2 separate regions of the Mus musculus genome follow, and region 2 is linked to region 1. A link is a loop called in an ENCODE intact Hi-C map of the cell type or tissue named here. Cell type or tissue: left cerebral cortex. All regions are shown on one strand. Links, peaks and the distances in the headings refer to the core of each region. The heading gives the core; the rest is flanking DNA. Region 1 overlaps Gm15564 (a long non-coding RNA gene). Region 2 holds the start of Wdr5b (WD repeat domain 5B).

Region 1 (2,802 bases), core at 122-2,621:
GCAGTCAGTAAAAGCGCAGACATATAGAAGTTATGGAAACAAACTTGTCCTTACTAAGCTCTTCCAGAATGGACGGATTCCCCCTCACATCAATATAGCTTCCCTCTCACATGGTAGGTACCTCACAGCCGAGCATGCTTATTGGATGAATGATGGCATGGTTGGAGGCTGAGGGAGTATTACAAAATACGTCAGTGTCTCACGTTCAAAGAATTCACATGCAACCCGTTTGCAGGAACTTTCTGGGTATTCTCTTCAGTTCTCACCCATCTTACCCGGTAATTTATTAGTATCATATAACATTAAATCGCTTTTTGAGCCTAGCATGACGGTAACGCACGCCTGTATTTTCAGCTCTAGGAAGTCTGAGGCAGGAGAATGGCGAATTCTAGACCAGCATTACTACGTAGAAAGACCCCTATCTCAAAAACGGCAATTTCCAGCGAAAATATTTGCGTTGCTATGAGAAGGCACGCTAAAACAAAATATTTAGGGAAATGACTTAACCGTTACATGATAGAATTTTTTTTTCTTTCTGGGGAGTAGAGCGGTGGCTTCAAAGGAACACTTTAAGACAGCAAGTAGAGGTCACAGGAAAATCACAACCACAGGACACGGTTTAACAAGTCAGTTTAAAAGGAATACTGAGGAGCACCGGACATGAATCTGTAGAACCCCCGAAGGGAGACCCTCACTCAAGTCTCAGGGATCGCGAGCCCAGAAAGCCACAGTCACGCTTGCTGCAAACACACGAGGTTTTTAATGGCACACAAACCAGCATGCTGAGGTCGAGACCCATACACCACGCAGGGGTAGAGGAGTCTGACCCCAACCCTATTTTCCAGCAGGTTTATAAAGGTAAAAACCAGAACCTAGGGGGAGGATGGGAGAGGAAACAGGGGAAGTCTAGGGGCGGATATTTACTTCAAGGCACCTGGGACATTGAAACATTTTGTGGTTGTTTTTCCCAAGAGTTCCAGGGAATTAGGCCATCTGGCCGGGGGCGGGGGCCCATGTTCTCAGGGCAGTCATTATTTTATTTTTTTACTCTTCATTTCCCCACTTCTTCTTGTGAGTAGCTCTAATCTTAGAGCGACCCCTCTTCTTCTTTCGGCAAAGTCAGGTACTGTTGTCGGAGCACCATTACCTGTACAACACTAACCCTGTCTTTTACAAAAGCCACTAACTTATTAAGAATGCAAGGTCCAAAAGTGAGCAAAAGCAAAAGGATGATTAGGGGACCGGCAAGGGTAGAAACAAGGGTGGTAAACCAAGGAGACTTATTAAACCAATTTTCAAACCAGCTCTGTCTATCTTCTCTTTCCCTTCTGCGCTTGTCTAACCGGCTCTTCCTATCATTGTGAAGCAGAATTCACCAAGCGTTGGATTGTTCACCCACTAATAGGGAACGTGAGCTGGGTTTAGACCGTCGTGAGACAGGTTAGTTTTACCCTACTGATGATGTGTTGTTGCCATGATAATCCTGCTCAGTACGAGAGGAACAGCACCTTTTCTGGGGTCTGATGAGCGTCGGCATCGGGCGCCTTAACCCAGCGTTCGGTTCATCCCGCAGCGCCAGTTCTCAGGGCAGTCATTATTTTACTTTTTTACTCTTCGAATCAATACATCTATAAATGTAAGACAGGAGGAGAAAAAGGACCACATGGGCTAACTGCTCCCACCAGATTGGCCTGAAGGCTCGTCGGTGGGGTGTTTTCCTGACTCACGATAAATGTGAGACTCACTGTGGGCGGTGCCACCTCTGGGCTGTATAGGATAACAAGCTGAGAGTAAGCCAGGGACCAAATTCCTCCATGATCTGCTTCAATTACTGCCTCCAGGTTCCTGCCTTGAATTCCAGTCCTGGCTTCCCTCAAAGATGCACTGTAAGCTGAAATGCCTGCCCCCAAGTTGTTTTGGTTAGTTTTATCATAGCAACCGAAAGCAAACTAGAACAACTTTCTCGATCCCTCAGTCCTTCTCTCCCTTTCTTCTCACTTTCTTCCTTCTGCGTCAGTATCATCTTCTCCACTAAGAGTGTGCTTGTTTACATGGAAGCTGAATTTGAGCAAAGCAGCTTGGGAGAAAGTGTTCTATCAGAGAGACTTAGGGGTTAGTGTTGCCAATTTGACCCAAGCTAGAATCCTCTGGAAAGAGGGGACCTCAATTGAGAAAATGCTTCCAGGAGATACAGTTTTAAGGAATTTTCTTAATTAGTGATTGCTAGGGAAGGGCTCAGCCCATTGTGGATGGTACCATCACTGGGCTGGTGGTTCTGGATTCTATAAGAAAGAAGTGTACTAAGCCAGGAGGAGCAAGCCAGTAAGCAGCATCCCTCCATGGCCTCTGTATCAACCCGCTGGAGTTCCTGTCCTGGCTTCCTTCAATGACTGCCTGACCATAGCTGAGCTGATATCTGATCATTATATTCTGCTCAGGAGGTAAGACTCATTCAACCTTGTGGAGGTTGGTTATTCCCTAATCCACCCTTACTCCCAAGTAGATACAGTCGTGAGCGTCCTAACCAAAAGTCTAGGTCTCTTCTCTTTGGCAAGGCCTCCTCAGCCCCATGAGGCAGACAAAACCTTGATCATTGGATTTGCAATCCTCAGTCACTGACTGCTTGGGAAAGCAAGGACAAGTGTGGGGCTCTCTTCTGTGTCTTGCACTACCTCAGTACCTCTTCATTAAGGTTTTTAGTAGTGGAAGGGTTGATCCACCTCCACTACAGTAGACCACAGCTGCATAATGACTTTACACAGAAACATAATGCCTGTACACATATCTGGTCTTTTATGTTTC
Region 2 (2,802 bases), core at 54-2,553, 58 kb before region 1:
TCCACGCCCTCCGCAGCTCCAAAATGTCTGGGAACCTCAAGCAACAGATGACGTCACACAAAACAGGATTTATGAGAGGCTCAAGTAGAGCCCAGGACGACGCTAGGTACGCATCCTGCCAGGCTGCGCACGCGCCGAAGGAGACATGCATTTTCTTCCGGTTCTCCAGGACAGGAAGTTGACACTGAACCCGGTTTTTTTCCCTGAGAGAGCTGGGTGCAGGAAAGGGCGCAGCAGGCACTTCATGAAGGCTGTGCATATTGAGGGTACCTCTGTCCACACCCACCCCGACTGAGTTTAGCTGCCAAGATTATAATAATAATAGCTGCCTGTGTGTGTACTTTGCGAATGCAATACCTACCCTCAGGGTCAGGAGTCCCATCATCCTGGAAATGGAGTTACAGATGGTTGTGAGCTGCCTGTAGGTGCTGGAAGGTCCTCTGGAGAACTGCCAATGATCTTAACCACTGAACTACATCTGAAGCCTGGACTACGGTGACTTCTGATATAGAGATTATATCATCAATTCAAAAACTTTCCATTTTTATTAACTCACCTAAAGCACATTGAATAACAAATTTTAGGCTTTATTTCAAGTAAATATATATTTTTCTAATGACTAGAAAACCAAAAGGATATAATGGGTACAACCTAGGAGCTAAACCAGGATGGTGATGGACCTTTAGTTCACTACACACACAAGCACGAGGGACAAAAGATGCGCAGACTTGGTACGTTGGTAGGATTAAGACATGACTTGAACTTTGAAGGGTAAAACGCACTTTTTGATGTGTAGGATACCTTGTGTATAAATAGCATTGGGGACTCCCAAAAAGAAAAGGCTGTAAGTAAAACTGTTTGTCGTTACTCATGGTCTAATATTAACAAACTGTCCTAACAAATTACTAGGATCTGCTTAGCTCTCAGGAAGGAGATTTGGTGACAGTGTTCACCAGGAAATAGTAATCCTAAATGGCAGCAAGCAGAGCAGGATCCTGAGCTCCTAAGCAGTAGCATGTCTTCCTTTAAAAAAAAAAAAAAAAAAGATTTATTTATAATATGTAAGTACACTGTAGCTGTCTTCAGACACTACAGAAGAGGGCATCAGATCTTCTTACAGATGGTTGTGAGCCACCATATGGTTGCTGGGATTTGAACTCCGGGTGCTCTCAACCACTGAGCCATCTCACCAGCCCGCATTTCTTCCTTTTACAACAAGCTACCCTTCGCGTAAGGGGACCTCTAGGTTTTGCTTTGTTCACTGAAAAAAAAAAAAATCAAAAATCTGTTTCTCCTTTAAAAAACCATTTAAAAAAAAAAAAAGAAACATGTGCCAGACTTATATGGTCTTCGAAGATTACTCCTATCTGGACTGTTTTAACTGGTTTCCTCAAAGCAGCTTTTGGGAGTAGAAATCCAGTTCCCAAGCCTCTACCCAATCTGGAAAACCTATTCAGACTAAACAGGAAGGACTGAGCACCGCCTGTAACTGAGTAGCTTTAAAAAGCTGCGCTCCCGCGCGCGCGCGCGCACGCACACACACACACACACATATCGTGCTATCCTTGTAAAACCACATGCTTATAGCTTGCTGCCCACACCACTCCCCCCGAGCCCTGCACTATTTTGTCCTCAACACTGGTCTTTTGTGTTTTATTTCTCCTTACCTACATAGTTCAAATTGTTGAAAGCCAGTGTTCCTTATTACAGTCCCTGTTCTGGACTTCACTGACTTGCTTGGGCTAAGGGAATATGGGTAGAGATGTGTAAACACTCTGCAAACACTGCAATCACAAACGAGCATGTATACTCTGTAATTTTCAAATGTGGGTCAAGTTGGAATTATGGATCAAAAAGCAGAATATTTGCCTAAAATTCTCAAAGCTGCAAATTCGGCTCTCAGCAGCACTCAAGAGTTGCGTGTGGTGGTGCCTACCTATAATTTCACCACTCCGCATTGGAAGCATGGGGGGCCAGTTCAAACTTAACAGCTACAAAGGAGTTAAAGCTAGCCTGGGCTTCATGAGAACCTCACCTAAAAATACTGTCACACACACACACACAAACACACACACACACACACACCCATACGGAGGTGAATAGTAGACAAAAAATCATTCAAGCTTTGTAGTAAATCTATAGAGTCCACAATTTTTGTATTGGATATGAAACAAGAGTTCACAGAAACTGAAGCTGTTTTGATTTAAAGTTCTTTTCACAAAAATACTGGGCCAGTAAACCTCACAAGGAGTGAAACTGTCAGAGTAAAGAATATACCAACTTTTTCTTTTCATTTGTTTTATAAGCCTAGAGGAATAAAAAAAGCATTCTTCTGCAATATATATAATATGTGAAAACCGGAAACCTCAACAGCCTAGCCACTGGGCTCCCACCTCAGGTGGACGTACAGTAACAAAACTTGTATCAAATGCACTGCAGTGTGTGCTACTTGCAGAATAAACCAGCAGCTTTTCCTCTTCCTTACTGCTTTGATGTCACAGACTCCTGGTGTGAAAATGTTTTTCATAAACTTCAGGACCCTCTCTCTATCCTCAACAGTAACTACAAATGAAACACTCTGTTGATACATTTGCTTTTAACAGTTGTCAATTCTGGATTCAGCTGTGCACCCATTACTACCACAGGTGTATACTCCTCATCCACTATTTATTGAAAATTGACCGTGTGCAAAGCATTCATTCACCCACGGCTGGCAGAGTGCATTCAGTACAAAGTATCAATAGCCATTCTAGATCAAGTGTACAAACACTCTGGAGAAAGGGCACAGGATCTATGTTTAAG

What was found. Peaks named below come from ENCODE experiments on the same cell type or tissue, not always from the same donor. Only the 100,000 strongest peaks of a DNase experiment are listed, where the experiment ranks them.
Region 2: it touches region 1 in a loop (5-fold over the local background); 3 of 42 quality-filtered maps call a loop at or near these places.

What each region holds. Positions count from the first base shown.
Region 1 is chr16:35,980,363-35,983,164 of GRCm38, reverse strand. It overlaps Gm15564 (a long non-coding RNA gene), which reads left to right. Exons shown (of 2, transcript XR_001781900.2): 1 at 1-113. Among named protein-coding and RNA genes, the nearest start is that of Gm15564, 1.6 kb to the left of the region's middle. In left cerebral cortex, for the core only: a CTCF peak has its summit at 1,411; DNase peaks (open chromatin) are centred at 582, 951 and 1,413; H3K4me3 peaks cover 745 bases; H3K27ac peaks cover 618 bases.
Region 2 is chr16:36,038,447-36,041,248 of GRCm38, reverse strand. It overlaps Wdr5b (WD repeat domain 5B), which reads right to left and starts at 59. Exons shown (of 1, transcript NM_027113.2): 1 at 1-59. In left cerebral cortex, for the core only: no CTCF peak of the experiment used is centred there; DNase peaks (open chromatin) are centred at 115, 686, 1,147 and 1,593; H3K4me3 peaks cover 510 bases; H3K27ac peaks cover 288 bases.